2 separate regions of the Homo sapiens genome follow, and region 2 is linked to region 1. Evidence: chromatin contacts called from ENCODE Hi-C data. All regions are on one chromosome and are shown on one strand. Each heading gives the region's core, a stretch centred on a gene start or an enhancer-like site at or near the end of the contact. The rest is flanking DNA. Distances are from core to core; before and after follow the strand shown.

Region 1 (6,009 bases), core at 905-3,404:
CTAAAAATACAAAATTAGCCGGGTGTGGTGGCGCATGCCTATAATCCCAGCTACTCGAGAGGCTGAGGCAGGAGAATTGCTTGAACCCGAGAGGTGGAGGTTTCGTTGAGCCGAGATTGAGCCACTGCACTCCAGCCTGGGCAACAAGAGCAAAACTCCGTCTCAAAAAAAAAAAGTGTATGTTTCTTCTCCTGTTAATTTGTCTATTGTCAGTTCATTTTAGCAGTGAACACTCAGAGGGTGGAGGGGAAGCCCCTACAAGAGCTTTAAAAGCTACTGATGCTTGGGTCTCACTCAGAGATTCTGATATATTCAGCCCAGGTGTAAGATTTTAAAAGCTGCCCAGGTGATCCTAATGCCAAGGCTGAGGCCCCTGGAGGAACCCTGCAGAGCTGCACTCACTACTCAGCAATCCCAATCCACACGTGAAGGGTTAAGCAGGAGTACATTTGGGTGCAGGGGGCAGGGCATTGTTTTGGGACTCAGGGGCCTCTGAGGAGGCTTGTGGCCTGAGTTTCTGCCAACAAACTGAATGCCTCCTCTTCCCATAACAAAGCGTAGAAGCGGGAGGCATTTGCATTTGCCGCAAGGGGCTGTGACTTCTCTGAATTTGTCCCTCAAGCCCCAGGTGCTTCAGCCTTGGTGGGTGATGAAGCAGAGCAGCCTGGGGGTGACCTGTGCTAGGGTCCAAGGGTTTCCAAGCTCCTCAGAAAATCATACTGGCTTCAGTGGAGCTGCAGAGCCACTTGCAGGAGAACCTGGATGTGCTGTCCTTTGGAAGAGTGGCCATAAGGGTCTACGAGTTCATTTTAGGGTGGGCTCAGAAATCAGATTGACTCAGCAGGCCCCAGAGAGGAACCTGCACTTTTTTTTTTTTTGACGGAGTCTTACTCTGTCGCCCAGGCTGGAGTGCAAGTGGCGCAATCTCCACTCACTACAACCTCTGCCTCCTGGGTTCAAGCAATTCTCCCGCCTCAGCCTCCCCAGTAGCTGGGATTACAGGCATGCCTGGCTAATTTTTGAATTTTTAGTAGATACCGGGTTTCGCCATGTTGGCCAGGCTGGTCTCTTGAACTCCTGGCCTCAAGGGATCCGCCCGCGTCAGCCTCCGAAAGTGCTGGGATTACAGCCACCGCGCCCCTTCAATTAACTCCTATTTTTTTGTTTGTTTTTTGGAGACAGAATTTCGCTCTATTGCCCAGGCTGGAGTGCAGCGGTGCAATCACATTCACTGCAGACTTGACCTCTAGGCTCAAGCTATCCTCCTGCCTCAGCCTCCTGAGTAGCTGAGACTACAGGGACGCACCATCATGATTGGTTAATTTTTGTATTTTTTGTGGAGATGGGGGTCTCCCCATGTTTCCCAGGCTAGTCTTGAACTTCTGAGCTCAGGCAATCCACCCACCTCGGCCTCCCAAAGTGCTGGGATTACAGGCACAAGCCACCGCGCCCGGCAAACTTATCTCCTACTGATGGATATTGCAAAATTTTTCTTCTACCAAAAAAAAAAAAAAAAAAAAGATAGATATAATCCATACCATCTGTTCAATCTTGTCCTTTTTAACTTTTTCAGGGAAACTTCCCCCAGGTGATAGATGGATAGATACATGAGATAGACATAACGCATACGATCAGTTCAATCTTATCTTTTTTAACTTTTTCAGAGAAAACTTCCCTTAAGTGAACATTTAAATCTGAATTACGTCCTGTTAAACTGTTCTCCAGGAAAATAAAATAAAATAAATCTTCAAGTTTTTGTTTACCTAACAATTTGTTGTGTCGAACAAACCTTCCTACTTTTCAGGTAACAAAATGGCAGCTTAGGCTAGAAAGCCGCTCATATTCGCAGGTACAAGGGCTGGGTAAGAACGCCCCGCCTGGCTGACTAACTTGAGTTCCGCGCTCTGGACAGGAATTATGCACAGGGCGTCGCTGTGGCACTAGAAACCCCAAAGTCACAAGCGCCCCAGATCCGACCAGGATGCCGCTACCGGCTACAGCCCAGAGGCCCGCTCCTGCGGCGCAAGCCCGCCTTCCTGAAGAAAAAGCCCAGTCCCGGCAGCGTTCTTCTCCGGCTCCGCCCTTCTTCCGCTCGACTTTCTTTGCCATTGGCTGACAACGGAGTACATAAGGACGTCATTTCCTGCCGCCTGTCTTTTCCGTGCTACCTGCAGAGGGGTCCATACGGCGTTGTTCTGGGTGAGTTCCGTGTAGCGTCCCTGGCGCCTTCCAGGGCTAGAAAAATGAGCTTTTCCTGCTCAAATGAAGGGTGAGAAGACTAGTGATGAAAGCCGGTCAGACTGGATCTGTCTCCCGCCCGGCGCGCCCCACCTTAGGCCTGCGGCCCGCACGTGGCCAGGCTCGGGCTGGCGGGTTCCCAGAGTGCCCCGGGAGCGGGTGGAGGCCGCCCTCCAGCGGAGGCTCCGAGCTGGGGTTCGGACCAGGCCGCGGGTGGGCGGGAGTGCAGAAAGCGGGCTAACATCCTGTGTTGCTATCCCTTCGGAGTCCCACACGGCGGTGAGTCTAGGCCCAGGCGCTGATTTACACCAGCTACTTGGGCTGGTCGGGTTTTCCCTTCGCGCCGTGCGGGTCAGGAGTTAAGGTTCTCGGGTTTTTAGACAAACAAGTGGTGACAGCACAGCGAAGTAATTCCAAAGCATCCGCCTACAATCTGCTTGAAAATGTCTGAAAACAATTCATGCCTTTTTTGCCTTTAGTTTGCATATTCCAAACATGGCTGCTCTTTTGTATCTAGTTGTTAACTTGGCGCATCCACAACTTTTCCTTAATTCCTATCTTGAGAAGTGTTGAATTTCCATTCGCTAATTTCGTGTAGTTTTATTACTCGGTTACTCTGCCGTCCACACTATTTCCTCAGTAAGATGTGCGCTGTTCCGTAATACACGACATGTATGGGTTAACTTTCTGTTTACCCTTCACTACACTGTAAGCTCAATGCCTGACACTATAGCAGATGGAGTTTTTGGTTGCTTTTAAGGGTGTGCCCTACTTAACTCAATGGAATGAAAAGAAATAGGTTGCTCTCTTATTTCAGATTCCCGTCGTAACTTAAAGGGAAATTTTCACAATGTCCGGAGCCCTTGATGTCCTGCAAATGAAGGAGGAGGATGTCCTTAAGTTCCTTGCAGCAGGAACCCACTTAGGTGGCACCAATCTTGACTTCCAGATGGAACAGTACATCTATAAAAGGAAAAGTGATGGTTAGTCATTGCTTTAATTTTTTGTTACTCCAGCTGTAAGTACAAATTTTGAGCTTGCTATTCTCGTGGTTAGTTCTGGGTAATTTCTTTCTATCTTCCTTAAATGAAGCCAGACCCCTACGTTGAAAACATACTTTAAATAAATGTTCTTGTTATTGAGAGAAAAGATTTCTGCTCCAGGGGAGGAATATGTCAGTTGTCTGAGTTACGGGACTTGGGTTGGGTCATGAACATGAGAAAGTTCATTGGCTGAGTTTCTAATAGCTCGCATAGTGCCTTCAACTTCATAGGTACTTACACAGGCTATTGAACTGAATTTTGAGTGGAAAGTGGGGTAAGAGGTGGGAATGAACAATATGGTTTGGAAGAACCAGAGGATGGAAGGCATTAAGTTGGCTAAGGCACTTACTTATTTTAGAGATAAAGCTACCAAGGACTTGGGAGTGACATGCTGTAAAGGAGTTTTAGGATGAATCTTGCATCAGTGCAGATTATAAAAGGGAAAGAGTGGCAGAAAGCCAGGAAGTGGATTATTAAGAACCAATGATGGAATAAGTACAGGGAAAGAGAAAGGAAAGATGGATTTAGCCAACTGAATCTAGGCTGCACACTATTAAAGCTCAGGGTGGAGGCCAGTCTTGGCTCATGAACTTCTGAGTGTCGGAAGTGTGCTATATCAATGGCAGGATTTTCGCTAACACCAGTAGAGCTTGCCTCTATGACTGGAGTTTGGTAGTACTCGCTGCCACATAGAGTAAACTTGAGAAGAATGTTTGCACAGCCAGGTCAAGTGTTACAAATCCTTCTGCCCTCACTTAGGCATCTATATCATAAATCTCAAGAGGACCTGGGAGAAGCTTCTGCTGGCAGCTCGTGCAATTGTTGCCATTGAAAACCCTGCTGATGTCAGTGTTATATCCTCCAGGAATACTGGCCAGGTTTGTGGAACAGTGGTTAGTTTTTATATTATAGAAATAAAGCTTACAGACATTGTGAGACATAGAAAGACATAAGAAAACAGAAATAACTCAGGCCGGGCGCGGTGGCTACGCCTGTAATCCCAGCACTTTGGGAGGTGGAGTCCGGCGTATTACGAGGTCAGGAGATCCACACCACGGTGAAGCCCCATCTCTACTAAAAATACAAAAAATTAGTTGGGCGTGGGGGCGGGTGCCTGTAGTCCCAGCTACTCAGGAGGCCAAAGTGGAGAATGGCGTGAACCCGGTGGGCGGAGCTTGCAGTGAGCTGAGATGCGCCACTGTACTCCAGCCTGGGTGACAGAGCCGAGACTCTGTCTCAAAAAAAAAAAAAAAGAAAATAGAAAACTCAAACTCCACTGTTAAGAGATCTTAAGTTGGACTGAGCCATAGAAATCGCCCTTATGACCTATGACCTTCCTTTTTTTTTTTTTTTTTTTTTTTCCTTCAAGACAGTCTCTCGCTCTGTTGCCTGTTGTCCATCCTGGACTGCAGTGGTGTGATATCGGCTCATTGCAGCCTTTGCCTCCTAAGCTCAAGGGATTCTCCTGCCTCATCCTCCCGAGTAGCTGGAATTACAGGCATGTGCCACCATGCCTGACTGATTTTTGTATTTTTAGTAGAGACATGGTTTTACCATTTGGCCAGGCTGGTCTTAAACGCCTGATCTCAAGTGATCCTCCCACCTCGGCCTCCCAAAGTGTTGGGATTACAGGCGTAAGCCACTGCGCCCAGCCTGTAAGACCTTTTCAACATACATGCTGGGCATCTGGCAGTATGTTGAACTTTATAATTTCATTTTGTGTAGACTTGTGCCACTAAATATCTAGAAATTCTATTAAAGTGGCTTATCACATTTTCCCATAGTCAAAGTTTTTACCTTAAAACAATGAAATACTGGGACAGAAATTTTTTAAGAATCTTAGCCAGTCATGACGGCATGCACCCATAGTTCCCGTTAATTGGGAGTCTGAGCCAGGAGATCCCTCAAGTCCAGGAGCTGGGGGCTGCAGTAAGTTATGATTTTGCCACTGCACTCCAAGCCTGGGGCACAGAGTGAGATCCTGTTTCTTAAAAAAGCCAGTCATGGGTGGCTCATGCTTTTGTAATATGGGGTACTTTGTGAGGCTGAGGCTGGTGGCTTGCTTGAGCCCAGAAGTTCGAGACCAGGGTGGGCAACGTGGCAAAACTCCGTCTCTACCAAAATTAACAAAAACGAGCTGGGTGTGGTGTTGGCGTGCCTGTAGTCTCAGCTGAGGCTAAGGTGGGAAGATTGCTAGAACACAGGAGGTTGAGGCAGCAGGGAGCCAAGACTGTCCACTGCATCCCAGCCTGAGTGACAGAGTGAGGCCTTGTCTCAAAGAGAACCTCTGCCAACTTGAATGAAAAATACCTTAATTTGTATTTTTAAGAAATGACTAGTTAGTAAAACTTGAATCTTTTTTGCCACAGCTCTATTTTAATAATTTTTCTGTTGAGAAAACTAGTAGATTTCTTGAATTCTAAGAGTTCTAACAGGGATTTTATTCATCTTAACTATTTTGACAGATTTAAAAATTATGTAGTAAGACTTTATTTCAATGTTGACAGGACGGGTTCCCATGTGTGTTTTTGCAGAGGGTTATTCCTGAAACTGACTTGTTACTAGGACCACATAGTTTGGTACACAGTAGAAAAAAGGCAGTTAGTTATTGCTGTAGAATGAACTGAGTGACAGTTCTTGCTTGCTTGAGAAAAATATACTGAGCATCTAGATTGGGCCAGGTAGTGTTGCTAGGTGCTCGGGATATATAGTAGAAAAACAAGCCTGT
Region 2 (5,735 bases), core at 1,272-3,771, 2.6 Mb after region 1:
TTAATGACGGTTTCCCTAAGTCCTTTTTACATCCCTCTTCGTTCTAAAACCCATTCATTAAAAAGAACCAATCCTGGCCTAGCACAGTGCCTCATGTCTGTAATCCCAACGCTTTCGGAGGTGGAGGCAGGATTGTCTGAAGCCAAGAGTTCAAGACCAGCCTGGGCAACATGGTGAGATCCCGACTCTACACAAATAAAATAGCCTGGCATGGTGGTGCATGCCTGTAGTCCCAGCTATATGGTATGTATTATAACCAAAATAAGATTAAACTGACAGTATGTTAAGATGGGAAGTTACTAAGCCAGAAAAAATATAATCAGAAACCTTAAGTGTTCACAAATTGTCTACATTAGGATATCTCAGGATAAGATGATAAAATAAGTTTTCATACAGTATGTATAACTGATTTCTTGAAAATAAGGTTTTAGGCTACAAGGGAAAAAATTAAGTAAAATCTTGATTTTTTTTTTTTTTAAAGGAGGCTAGGTCTTGAACCCCTGGGCTCAAGCAATCCTCCTGCCTCAGCCTCCCAAAATTCTGGAATTACAGGTGCAAGCCACCATCCAGCCCATCTTGAAATTTTGAATTTGATTTAGGCCAAATTCATTTCCTTAATCTTTAGTCACATCTGACCATCAAGTCACATGTGGACAATTTCAGTCTGAAATTAACAAAACACATTAGTTATAAATCTGCTTAGATAGGGTGGTTTGTTACTTTCAAGCATTTCTCCTCTCTAAGGCTGTTTCCTTAGAGTAAAATAAGAATTGGATCAAATGATTTTCTTTTTTTTTTTTGGACAGGGTCTCACTCAGTGGCCCAGGCTGGTGTGCAGGGGCAAGATCTAGGCTCACTGCAACCTCCACCTCCAGGGTTCAAACGATTCTCGTGCCTCAGCCTCCAGAGTAGCCACCTCAGCCTCTGGCACACCACCACACCCAGTTAATTTTTTGTGTTTTTGGTAGATATGGAGTTTCACTATGTTGCCCAGGCTGGTCTAGAACTCCTGGCCTCAAGTGATCCGCCTGCCTCGGCCTTCCAAAGTGCTAGGATTACAGGTGTGAGCCACCGCGCCTGGCACTAAGTTATCTTTCAATAACTTATTAATAGTTGAAATTCCATGACTTTAAGATTCTTTGACTCAGTCCAAACACGTTCCCCATTACAGACTTCCTAATATTCATTTTTAAAGCTGTAACCTCTTAATTATAAAATAAAACACAAGTACAGAAAACTCCACAGAATACATAGTTTAATGAATTACTAAAGAGGGACACCCTTCTAATCACCACCCAAAGTCAGGAAATAGGACTTTGCCAGCCACACAAGCAGCCCCTCTGTGAGCCTGTCTCAATCACCACCCCTCCTGATCCCCAAAAGTTAACCACCCCCTGACTTTCGTAGTCATCACTTCCTTAGGTTTCTTCATGGTTTTCTCACTCGAGTGTGCTTTCCCAGAAACCACAGTTTAGTCTCTTAACCTATAGTGCTCCTAAGGAAGTCTCTCTTAATTCACAAGTTCACCTAAGAAGCATCTAAGAAGCCAGAAGGCAGAGCAAATCACATACAGGTGCAAATGAGGCATTTAAGAGTCGGGGGCAGGTCCTACATTCAAGGAACGCTGAGAGCGAACAGGTGATAAGAGCGCACAGGTGCCCACTTTCAGCACAATCATGACTCCCGCACCAGAAGCATGAGCATCACCTGGGACTTAATACAAAAGAAAAAGTTATCGGCCCTGCCCCAAATTTACGGAATCATACACTACGGCGGTAGGGCCTGGCCTTCTGTGTTACTACACGCCCTGGGGTGACTGGGATGCGCTCAAGTCTGCGAAATGCCAGCCAAATCAACCCCGAGATGTAACCGATGGCGCGCGCCACACTAAGCACTCCATAGGTGCTCCTCCTCGCCGCACTTCACAGACTCAATTATCACAGACTCAGGGGCGCTACGTAGTCACTCACCCCCCCCCCCCCCCCCCCCGCTCCCCAGGCAACTCGCGGCGGGCGAATCGGCGGCTTTCGCGGCCTCGCTACGTCCGTAGGCATCAGTCCGCGAGACCGGCTGGGAGCCTAGGAAGCGCTGCAGGGCGGTGAAGACGCGGTCCGCTCTGGGAAGTTAAGAGATGGCGTCCATAAAGCACATCTCCCAAGCCGAAACACACAAGCACTCTCTCTCCCCGCTGCACCCAGGTCCTAGAAGAGGCGTCCCGTGTGCCCTTAACTAACGCCCGGATAAAAACGGGCGGCTTTTTTAACACGAGCGCAAAGCAGGGGAGCGCAGGGGGTACGGGGTCCACTGGCAGAAGGAGAGAGGGCGGCCAGGCGCCACCACCCACCCGCCCCGGCAGGCCTGCGCGCTCTTCCGCGACCGCTTAGGCAGACACGAACTCAGACTCGTAGCTACTAAAACCGCCACTGCCACGCACCTGGTAGCTAAGTCAAGAAAAGAGTCCAGTCCACTTGGCTGCTCCCGCGGTTGCGCGCATCTCGGCCTCTGCCTCAGGACAGGTCCACAGGCCCAAGAATGGGGGAGAAAGCAGTGAAGCAAAGCGGAACGCGCGGAAGAAGCCGACCAGCCTTACGGAGGCGACGCCCCTCCAGGTTTGGATTCGTCCATACGGTTTCCACGGCAGCACACAGAACGCCGGAAGAAGCTCAGGAAGCCGACTGGCTGTGCAGTTTCCGTTCCTGTTGGCTGGGGCCCGGAAGTGAGAGACCACGAGGGCCCCTCCCTCCACCCAAAGGGCATCACGCCCTGCCTTTGGACGAGCCCACAGGCCAGAGACTGGGGCGGGAAGTGCTGGAGTAACAGTCATAGTGGTCGGCCCACCATCCCTCTATGTTTGGATTTGCTCATTCCATCTCCATGGCAGCACGCAGAACGCTGGAAAAACGCAAAGCGCTGATTGGTTAAGAGTCTCAGTTCCTATTGGCCAGAGTCCGAAGTGGGAGCCCGTGAGGGACTACTCTTCAATCTTAAGTGGGTGCTGAGGCTAGAGTGTGGAGAACTGAGACCTCGTCATTTCTTCTCTTCCCGTTCCCACTGTCCTTCTGTTTCCTTCCATTCTTTTCTTTCTGGCTTCTTCTGGGAGCTCAGGTAGACATGGTGGCATAGTCTGGATAACCAACGCCTCAGAAGCAGGGGCCCCGGGGTCCTCACCATTTAGAAAAGAGAAGGCTGTGAATTACCTTCCTTTTTGGAGATGGAGGAAACAGATGAGACACTCTGATCTCAAGTTGATTGTGTAAACTAAAAATAAAAGTTCCAAGCCCCCCTACCAACTGAGTGGATCCCTCCTCTGGGCCAAAGGCACGCCAAAGTTAACCTGAAGAACTAGCTCAGGCAATGATGGGAAGATGGGGTGGGACAGGCCTCATTATACCCTCCTCCCGTTGGAATACAGGCACAGCTGACCAGCGTTAACATTAAACAGAGACCTTAAGACTGACAAAACAGACTTTTTTGCAGCAATAAGATACCAACATGGCAGCAGGCCCCAAAAGACATTGAAGTATTTTATCCTGATATATATATACACACACATAGACAAACACACACACACATATACTCTTATGTATACATATATACTCATATACGTATATATATATATATTTTTTTTGAGACAGTCTCGCTGCATCACACAGACTAGAGGGCAGTGGCGCAATCTCGGCTCACTGCAACCTCCACCTCCTGGGTTCAAGTGATTCTCCTGCCTCAGCCTCCCAAGTAGCTGGGATTACAGGCGTGTGCCACCACACCAGCTAATTTTTGTATTTTTAGTAGAGACAGGGTTTCACTGTGTTGGCCAAGCTCATCTTGAACTCCTGACCTCAGGTGATCCACCCGCCTTGGCCTCCCAAAGTGCTGGGATTACAGGTGTGAGCCACCGTGCCTGGCCAAATATATTTATTTGACATATTTTGAAATGGCCTTGCAGAGCTATCTCTTCTGGGGGGAATCTACATTCTGTAAAGAATCCCCTTGTCTTTCCAGGTCTTTTCCCTGATGCTGGAGAGAATTAACTGAGAACCTGACACCTGTTTTAAGTCTGATAAGAAACATTTACAATCTATTCTCTCTGAAACCTGCTACATAGAGGCTTCATCTGCAGAACAAGAACCCTGGTCTCTGCAACCTCTTATCTCAACCCAGACACTGCCTTCTATTGGCTCCAGGTCTTTATATAATAACTCTTTTAACCAATTGCCAATTGTAGGGTATATGGATGTGCTTTGGTCAAGGAATAGGCCAAGGTGGACATCCGGGCCAGAGTGGCTCAGCGAGTTTAGGACACAGGCGCATATTCCACTTGTTATGTAACCCGTTTATGTAAGTTCATACTTGGATCTGAGCCACTATTGTCTGTAGAAGGTATAACTGCCCTGCTGACACTGTGCCCAGGTCTGAGTTCAGCACGACACGACCCGGTTCGTGCACTGGTGCCCAGAGTAATGCTACTAACCCCTCTAAGGGAGAGCGGTTGCCCTTAAGGTGGGCAGAGGGGAGCCGAGCCAGGAACCAGCTTGTGCCCAGAGGGAGAGTTAAGCTGCTGACCCTGACAGAGCTGGCTTTGCAGGCCAGGGTGTGCAGCTGCAGGCATGGGGGCAACAGGAGCCACAGAGCCAGAACAGACAGCCGAGATAAAGGTGGACAGTGTGAGAGAGCTAGTGTGATTAAGCTGCTGATGACACAGCCGCTGAATAAAACTACATTTCACTTGCCTACACGCCCCCAACCCTCCTTGTGTTCTTTCAGTTATTCGCCCATCCACCCACTCCCCTTGGACCTCAGCTGGGGGCTGGAACCTGACAATTGGCGTAGTCGTGGCATAACACCAATCACCTATTAAATCCACCCTATGATGTAGAAGCTCTTTCCAGCTTCGAGTTGTCCCACCTTTCCTGACCCAACCAATACCTTATGTCATGTATTGATTGATGTCTTATTTCTCCGTAAAACATGTAAAACCGAGCTGCAGCTCAGTCACCTTAGCTGTCAGGCCTCTGAGCCTAAGCTAAGCCATCATATCCCCTGTGACCTGCACGTATACATCCAGATGGCATGAAGCAACTGAAGATCCACAAAAGATGTGAAAATAGCCTTAACTGATGACATTCCACCATTGTGATTTGTTTCTGCCCCACCCTACCTGATCAATTTACTTTGTAATCTCCCCCACCCTTAAGAAGGTTCTTTGTAATTCTCCCCACCCTTGAAAATGTACTTTGTGAGATCCATCCTCTGCCCGCAAAACATTGTTCCTGACTCCACCGCCTATCCCAAAACCTATAAGAACTGACGATAATCCCACCACCCGCTGCTGACTCTCTTTTCAAACTCAGCCCACCTGCACCCAGGTGAAATAAACAGCCTTGTTGCTCACACGAAGCCTGTTTGGTGGTCTCTTCACACGGACACGTGAGACATTAGCCATATGTTCCTAGGGCCTCTTGAGACTGTGCCTCGAGCCATGGTCACTCAGATTTGGCTCAGAATAAATCTCTTTAAATATTTTACAGAGTTTAACTCTTTTTGTCAACCATCACTTACGGCTTTCAAAGCTCCACACTTGCAAGTTTCAACCACCAGATACACTGGAGCCTGTACTCCAGCCCGAGCAACAGCGCAAAATCCTGTCTGTAAAAAGGAAATTTAAAAAGAAATTTTATTTTTTGCTAACTTTACATGCATTGTTATTATTTAATGCCTCTTTGTATGAAGTAAAA

The links. Hi-C counts contacts between places; a loop is a spot of excess contacts on that map. Pooled maps may share reads with other maps.
Region 2: a map of CD4-positive, alpha-beta T cell shows a loop between it and region 1 (9-fold over the local background). The contact joins the promoter of ULK4 here to the promoter of RPSA in region 1. A Hi-C loop is called at or near these places in 3 of 168 maps with a recorded cell type or tissue (CD4-positive, alpha-beta T cell and naive thymus-derived CD4-positive, alpha-beta T cell) and 12 of 50 pooled maps.

Annotation. Positions count from the first base shown.
Region 1 is chr3:39,404,566-39,410,574 of GRCh38, forward strand. It overlaps RPSA (ribosomal protein SA), which reads left to right and starts at 2,155. Exons shown (of 7, transcript NM_002295.6): 1 at 2,155-2,199; 2 at 3,056-3,221; 3 at 4,041-4,159. The coding sequence starts at 3,089. SNORA6 (small nucleolar RNA, H/ACA box 6) reads left to right here and starts at 3,826; the gene lies at 3,826-3,974. RefSeq lists enhancers at 1-290, 1,876-2,667, 2,049-2,188, 4,253-5,044 and silencers at 2,359-2,538, 3,934-3,983.
Region 2 is chr3:41,959,582-41,965,316 of GRCh38, forward strand. It overlaps ULK4 (unc-51 like kinase 4), which reads right to left and starts at 2,522. Exons shown (of 37, transcript NM_017886.4): 1 at 2,435-2,522. RefSeq lists enhancers at 2,492-2,651, 2,802-2,851.